2 separate regions of the Mus musculus genome follow, and region 2 is linked to region 1. A link is a loop called in an ENCODE intact Hi-C map of the cell type or tissue named here. Cell type or tissue: left cerebral cortex. All regions are shown on one strand.

Region 1 (8,000 bases):
AACAACATTCTTTTTCTTTGCACGGGCTCTTCATCACATCCTCACCAGTCAGGAATCATCCCAGTTTCTCAGAGTAGGTTCCAAGAGGAGAGTGACTTGCCCAAGGTCACACAGCTAGGTCGTGTTGGAGGCAGGAGACCATGCCACAGCTTCAGGCTAGATGGGCTCTGTTTGGACCCTAGAGCAGGACTTGGGCACCAAGATCAGAGTTCTTGGTACCAGTGGCTTCAACACAGGGCCAGGCTCCTGTCCCAGGCTCTGGGGTCCTAGTCAGGCCATTTCCATGCCACAGTGTTAAAGAGGTCATGAATCTAAGGACTTGGACCATGAGGTACATTTCTTTAAGTTCTGTGAAACCATCTTAACTCCTGGATGCTCTCAGGGACTCGCTCTCTCTTGACTGTTCTAAGTTTGAGTGTGTGGATGAGTGTGTGTGCATGCACTGTGCGTATGCAAGACCTACAGAGGGCAGAAGCCCAGCTTGCTGGAGGGATTCTGTCTGTATCCTATCTTGGTTTTTACCCTTTCTTTCCTTTCTCTTGCCTTCTCTCCTTCCCATTCTTCTGTCCTTCCTTCCTTCCTTCCTTCCTTCCTTCCTTCCTTCCTTCCTTCCTTCCTTCCTTCCTTCCTTCCTTTCTCCATCTCCTCCTTGAGATCCTGTGCCCCGCACCTTCAGGGCCCTCACACACTTGAACCTGTTACCAGCTTTCTGGTTTGTGAATTTCCCACAGAGTTAGGATAAAAAGTTCGTGACCTGGAGCTGCTGTCCAGGAAGGACGAGCAGCCCCCACCTTGTCTCCCTTCCCACTGAGGATGGATCTCTTGTCCTGCTTTATGACCCTAGAAAGGGAACCATTCCGTCTATAAATCATGCGCCCTGCCCTGCTTCTCCATGTTCTTCTTGTTGGTCCTACCCACCAGCGCCCTCCGCTCCCCACAGGGAATTTGGTTATGCAGCTGAGTACTTAACATCAGGGGTGTGCAGCCAGCCAGTCTGCATTCCCAAGCTCTCCCAGCTTCATGACCTCAGACAGACAAACTCTTTATCTATCTATCCACGCAGCTCCGGCTAGCCTCAAACTCTCTGTGTAACTGAGCATGATCTTTAATTCCTGAGCCTCCTGCCTTCACCTTCCAAGTGCTAGGCTCACAGACAAATGCCAGAATACCAGCAAACGTCTGTATGCTTGATCAATGAATTTCACCGAGAATAAATGGCGATGACAGTACCAGTTTCACTGAGTTGCTGGAAAGATTAGTTAATATGTAAAGTACTCAGAGGAGCAATAAGTAAGCATGAAGTCTGGTCTAGCTCTAGCCATTGTATCGGGGATGGGAGTGGGATGAGTCTCATGTAGCCCAGGCTGACCTCAAGTTGCCTGTGTAGGTGAGGATGACCTTGGATTCACGACCTTCTTTCTTGCTTTCAATTCTCAAGAGCTGGGATTGCAGGTGTGTATTGCCACACCCAGTTTTATGCTGTACTGGGAACTGAACCCAGGGACTCCAGCATGTTAGGCAAGCCTTCTACCTAATGAGCTGAATTCTCAGCCCTTTGGTTCTCTCTCTCTCTCTCTCTCTCTCTCTCTCTCTCTCTCTCTCTCTCCCTTCTTTCCTCCCTCCCTCTCTCTCCCATCTCTCTCATCTCTCTCTCAGTGTGTGTGTGTGTGTGTCTGGGGTTTGGGCTGATTGCCTGTTTGAGCTCATGTACTAGAAGATAGAGGTCAATATTCTCTTTGTTTTTTTGAGACAGGGCCTGGAGTTTGTGGATTATAGCCAGGCTGATCAGTCAGCTCTAGGGATTCATCAGTCTCCCCACCTATGAGGATGTGCTGCCATGCCTGGCTCCTCACATGGACTCCAGGATCAAACCCAAGTCCTGGCGCTTGCATTGGGTAACTATGCTGACTGAGATGTCCCCCAGCCTCCTGCTTTAAATCCTCTCTCTCTCTCTCTCTCTCTCTCTCTCTCTCTCTCTCTCTCTTCTCTGTCTCTGTCTCTCCCTCCCTCCCTTCCTCCCTCCCTCCCTTCCTCCCTCCCTCCCTCCCTCCCTCCCTCCCTCCCTCCCTCCCTTCCTTCCTTCCTTCCTTCCTTCCTTCCTTCTATTTGAACCTGGTTCTTTCTGCAGCCCTGGCCGTCCTGGAATTCAGTATATAGACCAGACTGGCCTCGAACTCACAGAGATCCACCTGCCTCCTGAGGGCTGGGATTAGTGTGTTACCACTGCCTCGGCTTGCTTTAAATTTAAAAATTACACTAACTTATTCACTTATTCTGTGTATAGGTAAGTCAGTTCTTTCCCTCTACCATGTGAGTTCTGGGTACTGAATTCAAGTTGTTAGTGGCAAGTGTTTTAACTCAGGGGACCCTTCACACTTTTGAAACTTAAAGTTATTTATTTGGTTATCATCAACACCCCCACCATCATCATCACAGCTGTGTGTGTATACAATGGGCATGTGCAGGTCAGAGGATAAATTTGTGGAATCTCTTTCCCCCTTTATATGGGTTTTGAGGGTGGGACAGGGGTCACCAGTCTTACATGGCAACCGTTTTGTTCTTGTAGAATGTAACTCTGTACGCCATGCTGGCCTCCCTCGATCCAGGAGGTGGGTTGTAGCACATCACAGATAATGAGATCTCCTTGCAGATTAGCCAGGTGTTTGCTCCTGAGTCTGAATCCTAACCTCTTATTCTTGCCCTGTCTTAGCTTCTGATCAAGAGATATATGACTCTGAGTTGCCAAGGGAACCAGGAGTCTAGACCATATGCTCAACAGAGCAGACACAGCATTCAGGGATGGACACACAGAGAGCTCAGAAAAATCTCAGGCTCTCAGCCCTGGAAAGATGAGGCAAGCTGGATCTGCCCACGGGAAGCTGAGTTAACCTTGGGGAAACTGTTTCATCCTGTGAACTTTTATTTCCTTCTGAGGATTATAATCACTTCCATATCACAGGCTTACTGGAAGCAATCAATACACTAAATGCCCAGGTCGGCTCCTGGGCCATGGGAGGCCCACAGATGGGGAGCAGCTGTCAGGGAGAGGAGGCACAGGCAGGCCCTTCTATTACAGCATCCCCAGAATACTGTCCATAGAATACTGTCTACATGCACAGGGCCCCTTGGTTTGATACCATGGCGGAGAGTTGAGAAAGATAATGACATCTAGAAAGCTCCTCCTGGTATCCTGGCTCCCAAAAGAAGATTCAAATAGCTTGTTCACCTTCCAAGTTGCGCAGTTGTCTGGGGGTATAGCTCTGTGGTAGATTCTTTTCATTTTAAAATTTATTTATATATTTTTTAATAAATATATTAATGCTCTATCTGCACATACATCTTTGTGCCAGAAGAGGGCATCAGATCCCTTTATAGATTAAGTCATGAGCCACCTGTAATTTCTGGGAATGAACTCAGGACCTCTAGAAGAGCACCCGGTGCTTTTTTTTTTCCCCCCCAATTTTTTATTAGGTATTTTCTTCATTTACATTTCAAGTGCTATCCCGAAAGTCCCTTATACCCTCCCCACGCAGCCAGTGCTTTTAACCACTGGGGCATCTTACCAGCTCTTAGATTACTTTCTAGATGGCCTTGGACTCAATCTCCAGCACTGGAGAGAGAATGAGAAAGACAGTTGTGCAGGGGGCTCGCAGTGCCATGTTGTGGCTGAGGGTACAAGCCAGGGGAGGAAAGCAAAGAAAGGGGACAGGACATCCCTGGAGGGATTCGGGTGAGGGTCCTGTCTTGAGTGGCAAATGTAGGTCAGATGGCCTGAGCTCAGCCTTCGATCTGAAGCCTAGCAAGAGCTTGGCATCAGACGCTTGGTGAGAACATCTCTTCAGTGTTGGAAAGGAGAACCGGAGAGCCGGGAGTGGGGCCACAGCGTCAGCTGTCAGCTTCACCTCCCCAGAAGCCCATTAAGGCTATCCTGCCCACCATTACCCCAGACCCACTTCCAGACTCCGGTGGCATTGGCTGACTCCAAATAACTCTTTTATCAAACCCCAAAGCGTAATCTAGCCTTCCAAGGTTGTCCACAAGCAGTCTACCTGTTGGCTGCCTACCTACTTTTAGGCAACTTGGGAACCTTGCAAAGTTAGGAAGGGAAAGAATACTTCTAACCCCACCCTCCAGCTTGCAGAATCATTTTAGGGTCCAGTCCTTGAAGTGTTTCAGATATATATATTTGGTTTTGGTTTTTTGAGACAGGGTTTCTCTGTATAGCCCTGGCTGTCCTGGAACTCACTTTGTAGACCAGGCTGGCCTCGAACTCAGAAATCCGCCTGCCTCTGCCTCCCTGAGTGCTGGGATTAAAGGGGTGTGCCACCACCACGCCCAGCTGTGTTTCAGCTATTTTTAACTTTTGGTTAAAAAGTAAGGGTTTTGGTTTGGGCTTTATTATTATTTTTATTATTATGGTTCTTTTGTTTGGAGATGGCCTACTGTAGCCAGCTAGCTTGGAATTTACTATTTAGCTGAGACTGATCTTGAACCTCTACCTCCTGGGTGATAGGATTGTAGGTGGTGATGCTGGTCTAGGCTTATGTCACAAAGGGCCAACTGCGCTAACCCCCAGGTGTTTTCTTCTCTTCCTCCTTATTTTTCTTTCTTTTGGTTTTTCTTTTTTGTTTTTAAAAGATTCATTTATTTTATGCATGAGTGCTCTATCTGCATGTACACTTGAAGGCCAGTAGAGGGCATCAGCTCCCAGTACAGATGGTTGTGAGCCACCACGTGGTTGCTGGGGATTGAATTCAAGACCTTTGGTAGAACAGGCGGTGCTCTTAACTACTGAACCATCTCTCCAGCTTTCTTTTGTTTTTTTCAAAACAGGGTCTCACTGTGTAGCCCTGCCTGTCTTGGAACATGTTCTGTAGAGTAGGCTGGCCTCAAACTCAGAGATCTGCCTGTCTTTGCCATTTGAGTGCTGGGATAAATGGTGTGTGCTATCACCACCTGGTTCTAGTTGTTTTCCTAGACAGTGTCCTTTACAGTTCAGGCTTCCCTACAAACTATGTATGAGAGGCTGACCTTGAACTCCTGATCTTCTGCCTCCCACTGCCAAAGGCTGTGGTTATAGGTGTGTGCCACTATTCCTGGTTTGTGCAATGCTAGGGTTCAAACCCATTGTTTGGTTCTAGGGATTGTCAGATCGCAAAAAAAATCTCATGACAAATGGCCAACTATGGTGCCTTAGCACATCGAGCTGTCTGCTGGACCTCTAGGCTCACTCAGCACCTGCAGCTCCTTCCCGATCTCCTCACCCCTACCTCCCACGCTCTGCCTAAAACCTCAGCAGCCCAGGGGCTTGGCTTCCCCTCCCCTCCCCTGCCCTCCCCTCCCCTCCCCTCCCCTCTCCTCCCCTCCCCTGCCCTCCCCTCCCCTCCTCTCCCTTCCCCTCCCCCTAACTCAGCCTCAAGCTCTCTGTCCTCTTGGTCTTCTTCGCTTCCTCTCTCATTCATCCTCTACCACTCCCACCCCCACCCCCACCCCCACCCCCACCCTCATGCTCCTGCTCTGTCTGCTGGTCTTGTTCGGTCTATTTCTTTCTCTCCTTGTTCAGGTCTCTTCCAGGTGCCCTCTGGCTGTTCTCGCCCTGAAATCTACAATAAAAACCTCCTTAGCCACACCCAGGAGCTGACAGGTGTTCTCAGTTTCATTTAGGGATCAAACCTCATGCCTGCTAGACCAAGGAGTCTCCCAATGGCGCTCCACCCCCACCCCAACTTGTAGTTCTTTATGGACCCGTGAGCCCTCACTTCAGGCCGCCAGGAGCACAGGATCCTGAGCCGTGCTACGCCTGCTTGACTTTTACCCAGCTCTCAGGGTTCACTTTAGAAATCTTACCCGGTTCGGGCGTGGTGGCGCATGCAGGCGGATTTCTGAGTTCGAGGCCAGCCTGGTCTACAAAGTGAGTTCCAGGACAGTCAGAGTTACATAGAGAAACCCTGTCTTGAAACAACAACAAAACAAACAAATTCATAGTTAAGACTTGGTTTAAGATTATGTAACTAAAGCTGGCCATGGTGGCCTTTAGTCCCAGCACTCGGGAGGCAGAGGTAGGCAGATCTCTGAGTTCGAGGCCAGCCTGGGCTACTGAGGGAGCCTCCGTCCCTCTCCTTGGCTTACACATGATGATCTTCCCTGCATTAACCTTTTTTTTTTGTTTTGTTTTTTTGTTTGTTTGTTTTTCGAGACAGGGTTTCTCTGTGTAGCCCTGGCTGTCCTGGCACTCACTTTGTAGACCAGGCTGGCCTCGAACTCAGAAATCTGCCTGTCTGTGCCTCCCAAGTGCTGGGATTAAAAGCGTGCACCACCACCCCGGGCTTGTGGTTTGGTTTTTCAAGACAAGAGTCCCTCTGTGTAGCCCTGGCTGTCCTGGAACTCATTCTGTAGACCAGGCCAGTCTTGAGTTGCTTGTTTTCATTCATCAGGCCAAGATGATCTGGGTCGGTGATTAACAGAAATCAGCTCCTGTTTCTTAGTCTCTAACCTTCGTGTGTGCGCACCAACACCTGTACACCAACACATGTAATTTTAAATTCTGTCCTTCTCTGGGCACTTGCACTTCCACACACACATACACAGAGAGACAGAGACACAGAGAGAAATTAATAATAATTGTTTTAAAAATAAAAAACAGGGGGCTGGAGAGATGGCTCAGCAGGTAAGAGCACCCGACTGCTCTTCCGAAGGTCCAGAGTTCAAATCCCAGCAACCACATGGTGGCTCACAACCATCCGTAATGAGATCTGACTCCCTCTTCTGGAGTGTCTCAAGACAGCTACAGTGTACTTACATATAATAAATAATAAATAAGTCTTAAAAAAATAAAAATAAAAAACAGGAACTGGAGAGATGGCTCAGCAGTTAAGAGCACTGACTCTTCTTCCAGAGGTCCTGAGTTCAATTCCTAGCAACCACATGGTGGCTCACAACCACCTGTAATGAGATCTGATGCCCTCTTCTGGTGTGTCTGAAGACAGCTACAGTGTACTCATATATACATAAAATAAATAAATAGATCTTTTTTTTAAAAAAGTAAAAAGCAAAAAACAGAAAAATCCAAGAAACCTGTCCTGATTTGATCTTGCACCTCCGACTGTGAAAATAATTTTATTAATTTATTTTTTGTCATTTGAACCATTCAAGGTTATTTTGTTATGGCATCTCCAGCAAAGTAATACACAGACATCTTAATTTATTTTCCAGATATAAAGCTGTAACATCAAGCTGGGGATAGTTTAGTAACACTTGCCTCCCGTAGACAAAGCCCTGGGCTTAATTCCCAGACCATAGCATAAAAGTAACCAGTAGTGAATATATCTTTTTCAAAGATCTAATTTTTATTATTTTATGTGTGAGTGTTTTGTCTGCATCACACATGGCCTGGTATCCTGGTGCCCAGAAAGGTGACGGGCCTCCATGATTCCCAGGATGCTGGGTCCTTTGCAACAAGTGCTCTTAACCACTGCGCTAACTCTCCAGGGCCAAATAGACAGGATGTTATTTACTCCAGGTTAGTCTCAGGTTCACTCTGCAGGGAGACCTTTTTCACTTTTCTGCAGCTGTGATAAACACCCAGACCAAAAGCAGCCTGGGGAGGGAAGGTTTATTTCATTTTATAGGTTACAGTCAGTCACAGAGGGAAGCCAGGGCAAGACGCTGAAGCAGGAACTGAGGCAGAAACCACGGAGGAGTGCTGCCTCATGCCTGGCTCCCTCACTTGCTCCTTGTTAGCTTCCTTAAATAATTAATTACACACGTACTTATGTGAGTATGCACATGCCAGGTACCCAGCTGAGAAGGCTGGAGGTGTAGAGTTCCCCAGGAGCTCTGGTCACTCAGTGAATTCAGGTCCTCTGACAGAAAGAACACTGTGTTCTCCTAACCGCTGAGTCATCTCTCCAGATCACTCGGCTAGCTTCCGTCTATAGTTCAGCTCTACCTACCCAGGGGTGGTGCCACACGCGGTGGGCAGGGCCCTCCCATGCCAATCA
Region 2 (8,000 bases), 120 kb after region 1:
AAAAGGTATTTAATCTCAGGTCCACCCTGAGACGTGGGTACAGTACACCATTTTCCACCACAACCAATAAACTGTTTAGAATCATGGACTGTCTCTTTCATCAAGGCCCGCTGTGGGGAGCCATGGAGAAGGCATTCGACTACAGAGCCACAGCTTACTTCTCCTGTAGAAGGGTTCTCTGTGCTCCCAGCCACAACGCCACAAAGCCTGCTTCTGAGAAGCTAAGGACAAGCCAGAGCTCCCCTTATGCCTGACCCTGGGCTAGACACTATCCCCAGCCCACAGACCCCTGACTCCCAGTGGCACTTGGATGTCCAAGAGTCAGAGAACCCAGTGACCCCGGAACCAGCTCCACCTTCCCACTCACCCCCAGAGTGGTCTTGGCACTCCCCTACAGCCCGGCACCTGCCTGGGCTGCAGCATGGGATAAAAGTTCCTCTGGGGGAGGCTGTGCTCTCAGGTGGGTGGCCATGGACCAACATCTAGTCTCTAGCAAGCTTTAAGCCCTAGCCTGCTATGTCCACCCTCTCTCTCATAATGCTGACAAATTATTGGGATCAAACACACTAAAGGTTTATGAATGCATCCTATCACAGCTACAGCTCACCTTCAAATCCAACACGCTCAAGCAGGTTCAGCGGGTACCAAATTAAAGGTTTGTTTCCAACTGGAAGCAGAGGCTTGGGAATGCTGGAAGTCAAGTCTGTCATCCGAGATCCCCCACCAACGGCCATAACCACCGCTTGAAACTCCATTTTTATAAAGCTGCAAGCACAGGAAGAGAAAGAGTGGCTTAAGTCAAATGATACACAGTACTATTTGTCTCTATTTACATGAGTACTTCCCACCTACACCAGACGTGCCACTTCTGATTTAGTTACCAGAGTAAGAAACACTCCCTCACGGTAGCAAAGATTGTTCTCGCCTTCTCTGGCCAACAGTTTTAGCTCTGATCTCAGTAAAAGCAGATAATATAAATTTAAAACTTCTGGTCCTCGCCCTTGAGTTGTTTATAGTTAAGAACAGACAAATTCAAGTGCCAGTGGTGGTGGCATATTTAATCCCAGCACTTGGGAGGCCGAGGCAGGCGCATCTCCATGAGTTCAAGGCCAGTCTGCTCAACAGAGTTAATTCCAGCACAGCCAAAACTACACGTGAGACCCTGTCTCAAAAACACAAGCTTCTTTAGGGTCTGGCTGGAGAATTGTAGTTCTCACCCTTCATAAAGGAAATGGTCCTTTGCAAAAGATTTAGATCATCACAGAAGACCACAACTGATCAAAACAAAGAGCTGTGGAGCCTGGTCCCAACTAATACCTGTAAGAAAGTCCCGCAGCCAAGGCTCCGTGATCATTAAAAAGACAGAGGGACAGGAGGTTTGCTAGATATGGTCTGTGTCTCCTAGATATGCCAGAGACTATACAGCCATAAAGTGTCACCAACATGGCTTCCTAAACGAGACCTGAACAAGGATAACACCAACTGACATGTTAATGTCTGGGAGGGAAAGCTTACAAGGCCTCAACCCTAAGCAAAAAAAAAAACTACAGGCAACTAAGAAATTCTGAGAGCAAGTGAAATAGTGAACATCAATTGATTATCCAATACCAAATGACCAGTCCTGGGGAAATACACATAATCAACATGATTATGAGAGAGCAGCTGTAGTTATGTATTTAGGAATATACACATCCACACATTCATGAAGCTGTTGGGATTAAATGAGGGCTCACTTGTCTGGTATTTATGAGGCCTTAGGCTGGATCCCCTACACAAGAATAAAAAAGTATTTCTCTATAAGACATGCAAAGTAACGTTCATCCTATCACACGCACTATATACATGTTTCATATTATTGGACAGATGCTGGATCACGGAAAACACACTATACCAACTAAAATATACTGTGCTATAACTCTGGGTTTTCTTTTGTAACAAATACTTATTTTTTTTTTAATTTTATGTGTGTGTTGAGTGCACATATGGAGTCAGATCCCCTGTAAGTGGAGTTATAGATGGTTCTGAGCTATCATGTAGGTGCCGAGAACTGAACCTAGGTCCTTTGGAAGAATATACGCTGCTTTTAATCACTGAGGCACCTCTCCAGCCCCCTATAGGTCCTTTTTAAGTGGACAGGTATTATTACGCTGTCATAGCTAGTGTGATGGCCTTTCCTAGATGTGACCCTCACTACAGATCAGTACATGCAACCTGGTGGTTCCAGACTCTAGAACCACTTCTAGAGGTCATCATATTGATGCTTGTGAATCTAGTGCCAATACCTGGTTATAAAGTGTGAATTAACCTCCTGGGCTCAAGTGATTCCCAGTCTTACCACCTTAGCAGCCAGAACTGCAGGTCTACGGCTACTCCTGCTTTAGGCTGGTTTTCTCCTGGGACAAGTAACCAAGTAGCAAAACTCTTTAAAAAGACTCTGCTCAGAAATCATCTTGCATAGCATGAAGCTACAACTAACTTTTTGCACACCAATGATGGGACTTCTTTCACCTGCTGCTTCTACTATACTCTGTACGGACTGTGTCAACCTTTATAGGCTTCACTGCAGGCATTCATTTAAATGCCTATTAAGAGTGAGTTCCTTGAAGTTGGGGACTATGTGTTGTCAGGATACACCCAGTCAGATGCCAGATACTATATGTGGAATGAGCATCTGTGAACCTCACAGCAACCCCACATTAGTGTTAAGCTCAAATGTGTACAAGAACACATTTGGAACCCAGGTGGCTAGAACCTAAAGTTCCTGTTCTCAATCTCTGGGTTAAGGAGGAAAAAAAAAAAAAAAGACGCAACCTAAGAAACAAGAATACTTATGAACCTAACCAATCATAAGGCTAGACTTAAAAGTTTCAACTTTACCGTCGTGACTCCCAATACCAAGTCGATGAGTCTCACCAGCCTCCAAGTTTTACAGGAGGCGTTTACAGAGTCCCAGTCATGCCTTCCTCACAGTTGCCGTCTTCTGTCCTAAATTGTAAGATCGGCTACTGCATTGTAATTGGTTTGCCAAACCTTTGCGCGCTGCCTAAAAGGGCCTTACTGTATCCCATTTAGTCCCTGCCTTGAGCCCAAATAAATGTGGGACGAATAAATAATGTGGAAACCATGTCAGCAAGGCACCAAGGGAGTCTAGTGCTCACTCGGTGTGACTTCGGGCAGAACTGTCCCTCCCTGAAACTCAGTTTTTCCATCTGTTGCACAAGGCTTGGACTCTCCAGTCCCCCAGTCGGGACGCATGGCTCTACGGCCAGGGCCGGCAGTGTCTCGCCCGGCGATTTCGGGAGCGCAGTCCCTGTCTGCCTACTCGGGTCCTGCTCGGCTAGCTGGCCTCCCTCACAGGAACCCGGCTTTCCAGCATCCGCGCGCCGCTCTCCCTGCTCAGCCAGCTCGTGCCCCGCCTGGCACCGCACTAGCCCCGGCTTTACCTCAGCTATCCGCACGCCGCAGCCTCTCCCAGCGCTCCCCACGCCGCCTCTGGCTGACAAGCCAAGAGCGCAGGCGCGCGGTGGCCGAGCGGTTCGATACGACGCGCCGACTCAGGAAGGAGGAACGAGTGCCGAGTAATAGATGGCAGAAGGCAAGGATGCTCTTGCGGAGCGTGCCGGAGACCAAGCGACCGACGAGCCGTGGCGTGGAGTTTCTGTATTGCTGCCTAGTGCTTGTTAAATGTCCCCTTCAATCTCTAACGTTTCGGAGTTGCCATTCTAAATCCCAGCCTCACGGCACTGTAAATTTGGCTTGTCAATACTTTTTGTTTTGTTTTGTGATTTTTTTTTTTCAAGACAGGGTTTCTCTGTGTAGCCCTGGCTGTCCTGGAACTCACTCTGTAAACCAGGCTAGCCTCGAACTCACAGAGAACCGCCAGCTGCAATCTCCCCTGCCTCTGCCCCCGGTAGACTGGGATTAAAGACCTGCACCAACACTCATAGAAGATTCAAGAATTTAAAAAAACAAAGCAAAACAAAACACCTACTAAATTCCCTTGCAAGCCAGCGGTTGGTTAGGCTTCTAGTGTGCAAGATGCCTGATTTGGCCTTTGTGTCAGCAAACTTTAGCCATTCAAACAATAAATTCATTTCTGATAGTGTGAGAACCGGACTTAGAGCGTTTCTCCCTGGGAGGTAAAGCCCCTAAAACATTCCCCCAAGCTTGTTTTCCCTGTTCTCTAAAAATACAGCTAGAAAGAAGCTCTTTGTTCTCTATAGCCAGCAAAAAGCCTTTTTGTTTCTATACCTTACAACCAGAGATGCGATAATTGTAATTTTACCAAGGATACCCGGCAGAGAAGAGCTGTTGAGTTATTGGGGTGCGGGCCAGCTCATCCCGGGACTTGAGCTGAGGCCCAGCTTTGGGGGTCTTACAATAGCACTTAATGGTTTGAAGAGAGTAAGTCGGGTTGAGCCTTGGGAAAGAGCCTTGCAAGCTGACTAGACAGCAAGTGCAAAGATCCTGCCCGTGGTGGTGAATGCCTATAATCCCAACACTTGGGAGGCAGAGGCAGGCCTATGTCTGTCAGTTCGAGGCCAGCCTGGTCTACAGAGTGATTTCCAGGACAGCAGGGCTACACAGAGAAACCCTGTCTCAAAAAACAAAAAAACAAAAAAACAGCAACAAACAAACAAATCCCAAAAGAAACCCCGGAGTTCAATAAAGAGTAGGAAGGGCACTGCAGCAGAAATAAAGTGAGAGGGGAAGTGGGTGAGTAAAGGCTACCAGAGGGAGCCAGATGGAGGAGACCAGAGAATTCAGACCCCACCGGCTTGTAGGCTATAGCAAGGAACATAAGTTTTTTCTGTGGAATGTATAATGAACATAACGTAAGAAAACAGAGACAGAAGCACTCTTTTTTAATAGCTTCTTAACTCAGATAGCACAGGAGGAAACAAGCCCCATGGTGTCTGCAGCCCAGGGCCTACAGTCCTGTCTTCATATTGGCATATAAAAGCTTTTAGTGTGGTTGTGCATGGTATTGCATGTCTGTGATCTCAAAGGCTGAGGGAGAAGGACTGTAAATCCTGAGCTAAATAAGGAGACCTGTCTCAAAAGTAGGAGTGGGGAGTGGGGACACCACAACGGTGACAACTTAAAGGGAGCATGAGTCTAAACTGGAATTTCACAGTCTGAGCCTAGGCCTGGGCCTGGACCTTTGATTGAGCCTTGGCCTTGACTCAAGCTATTTTGAATGATTGCTTATTTGATCAGAAATTATTGAGCAGATGAACATTATATGACAAGTTTTGTCTGTTGTTGTTGTTGTTGTTATTTATTACTATTACTATCATCCCTTTGAGATAGAGTCTCACAAGGCCCAGGCTGTCCTCAAACTTTATACCTGAGGCTGGCCTTGAGCCCCTGGTCCTCCTTTATCCACCTCTTGACTGGTGGGATTACAGGTGTATACTACCATAGCTGGCTTATGTAGCACTGGGTATCACACCCAGCGCCTGGAGCACACTAGACAAGTACTCTATCAACTTTACTATGTCTATAGCCAACAAGGTTTTGAAAGATCATGGAAGTTTCTAAGTCAAGAAGTCTCTGGAAACAAGGAAGGAGACCACATAAAAAGCAGTGATTGCCTGAAATACCCCAAATATCCAAGCTACCCTAAAATCCTGAATTTAGACAAATCTTAAAATTGTGAGAGAAAAAAATAAAAGTTGCTGTTCTTTTTTTTTTAAGAATTATTGATTTATTTTATGTATGTGAATACACTGTAGCTGTCTTCAGACACACCAGAAGAGGGCATCAGATCTCCACTATGGATGGTTGTGAACCACCATGTGGTTGCTGGGATTTGAACTCAGGACCTCTGGAAGAACAGTCAGTGCTCTTAACCACTGAGCCATCTCTCCAGCCCCCAACAGTTGCTGTTCTAAGCACTAAATTTTGGGGTAGTTAGTTAAACTGCAGTAAATAGCCCAGACATTCTCTCCTCTGACTGTTCTGGAACTCACTCTGTAGACAAGGCTGGCCTTGAACTCAGAGATTTGCCTGCCTGTAGCTCCAAGTGCTGAGTTTAAAGGCATGCAACACTCCCACCCAACTAATTTCTTAATCTTTTGAAAGCTCTCCCGGTTCCTTTTTTTCTCCAGTTTTCTTCCTTCCTTCTTTCCTTTCCTTTTAACTTTTAGCTTTTTCCTCTCTGCATGTGTATCTGTGTGAGAATGTCTGATCTCTTGGAGCTGGCGTTACAGAGGAGGAGGAGGAGAATTATCTCAGGTCTAAGGTAAACCCTATGTGAGCTACAATGTGGGTGCTGAGAATTGACCCTGGGTCCTCTGGAAGAGGAGCCAGTGCTCTAACCACTGAGCAATCTCTCCAGCCCCTTTTCCAGTTCTCTTAATCTTGAGTTGCTTTAGTATTTACCAGTTAGAAGACAGTCTGGTTTCTGTATTGAGAATAAAGGCATATGTTCATGAATGCCTTTAATCCTAGCACTTGGTAGACAGAAACAGGCAGAACTCTGTGGTGCCAGCTTGGTCTATATAGAAAGTTCCAGGCCAGCCAGTGAGACCTTGTCCCAAATTAATAATTTGTGTGGTGGCTCAAACCCTTAATCCCAGCCTGGTCTACGGAGTGAGTTCTAGGACAGCCAAGACTACTTAGAGAAGCTCTGTCTCCAATCGCAACAACAACAAACAAAGACTAATTGAAATATAAATAAATTAAGGAATTTGACTTTGACATTTGTCAGAACACCTAATATATGTCAAGCAATGCCTTAGATGCTGGGAGTAAGAGCACTCGGTGAGAAAGCAAGGGCTTGGAGTTCCCCCCAGACTTTAGCCAGAAGAAAAGGAACTAGGGGGCTGGAGAGATGGCTCAGTGGTTAAGAGCGCTGACTGCTCTTCCAGAGATCCTGAGTTCAATTCCCAGCAACCACATAGTGGCTCACAACCATCTGTAATGGGGTCTGATGCTCTCTTCTGGTGTGTCTGAAGACAGCAATGGTGAGTACATAAAATAAATAAATAAATTTTGGGGGAAAAAAGGAATTAGAAAAAAGGAAAGAAAAGAAAAGGACCCAGGGTCAATTAGGCCTGGGGCAGGGTATCTCTAACCCATGGTGCCCTACACAGAGCTAGGCTTGGTCCCTGCTCCTGCTCCAGTTCCTTGGTCAGTGACTGTTCATATTAAACAGTCTCCAGTACTTCCAGGAACCTGAGGTTCACTGCTGTGGGAAATGCCTCCTGTTTGGTTTCAACATTATATTCTGGGTCCTGGGGGCCCTGTTCCTGGCCATCGGCCTCTGGCTCTGGGGCTAGAAGGACATCTCTCCAACATTTTTGTGGTGGTTGGGGGAGTCATGTTAGGCTGGGGTTTGCTGGCTGCATTGATTGAGGCCCTCTGGGAGAATACCTTCTTTGTGGAGATTTTGGTGACAGTTATGCTGGCCTCCATTTCCAGGGACTGGACTCGAGACTGGCTCGTTATCATCATCAACAGTGTGAAAGCCTGCCAGGGCAATAGTGGCCTCCAGAACCCTAATCACTTAGAATAATGGTCTTGCTGCCGAGTCTGAGGGCCCAATGACTAGAACCCCAATATCTACTTTATTTACACGGATGTGAACCTGAACTGGGAACACTGGAGTGTCCCTCACCCTGTGCCAGGGCCTCTGTGGGAGATCCCCTCCATTCCCAGTGTGATAACATGACATCTGGCTCAGACGACAGCTAGAGTAGCAAGCTGGTCACAGTGGCTGGGATCTTCATAGGATCACTCTCCTCCACACTTTTGGCATCTTCCTGGTAAGGAAGGCCAGCTGGTGAGACTGCTGAGAAGCCATGGCCATACGCCTGTCCTGATGGAAGGTTGGCTGATGCCTCCAGTGACTCTCTGCTTTGCTCACAATGGCAAGACCAGCAAGATGTTTGCTTTGGCCTGAGCTGAGAGATTTCATGAGTGTGGTGCTTGCTTCCCATGGAGGGAGCTATTGTGTCTGTGTAGAGGTTGCTTGTCAGTGGAGCTCTGTAAGT

The links. A loop is a pair of places that touch in the nucleus more often than their neighbours do. Peaks named below come from ENCODE experiments on the same cell type or tissue, not always from the same donor. Only the 100,000 strongest peaks of a DNase experiment are listed, where the experiment ranks them.
Region 2: a loop joins it to region 1, with 2.7 times the contacts of the local background. A loop is called at or near these places in 19 of 42 quality-filtered maps.

The regions. Positions count from the first base shown.
Region 1 is chr4:117,136,181-117,144,180 of GRCm38, reverse strand. No RefSeq gene overlaps it. Among named protein-coding and RNA genes, the nearest start is that of Plk3, 6.2 kb to the right of the region's middle. In left cerebral cortex, CTCF peaks have their summits at 3,337 (motif pointing right) and 4,686 (motif pointing right); a DNase peak (open chromatin) is centred at 4,729.
Region 2 is chr4:117,014,920-117,022,919 of GRCm38, reverse strand. It overlaps Eif2b3 (eukaryotic translation initiation factor 2B, subunit 3), which reads right to left and starts at 3,518. Exons shown (of 12, transcript NM_001111277.2): 1 at 3,444-3,518; 2 at 608-765. The coding sequence starts at 755. It also overlaps the pseudogene Gm12997. In left cerebral cortex, CTCF peaks have their summits at 3,467 and 4,957; DNase peaks (open chromatin) are centred at 885 and 3,523; H3K4me3 peaks cover 1,309 bases; H3K27ac peaks cover 812 bases.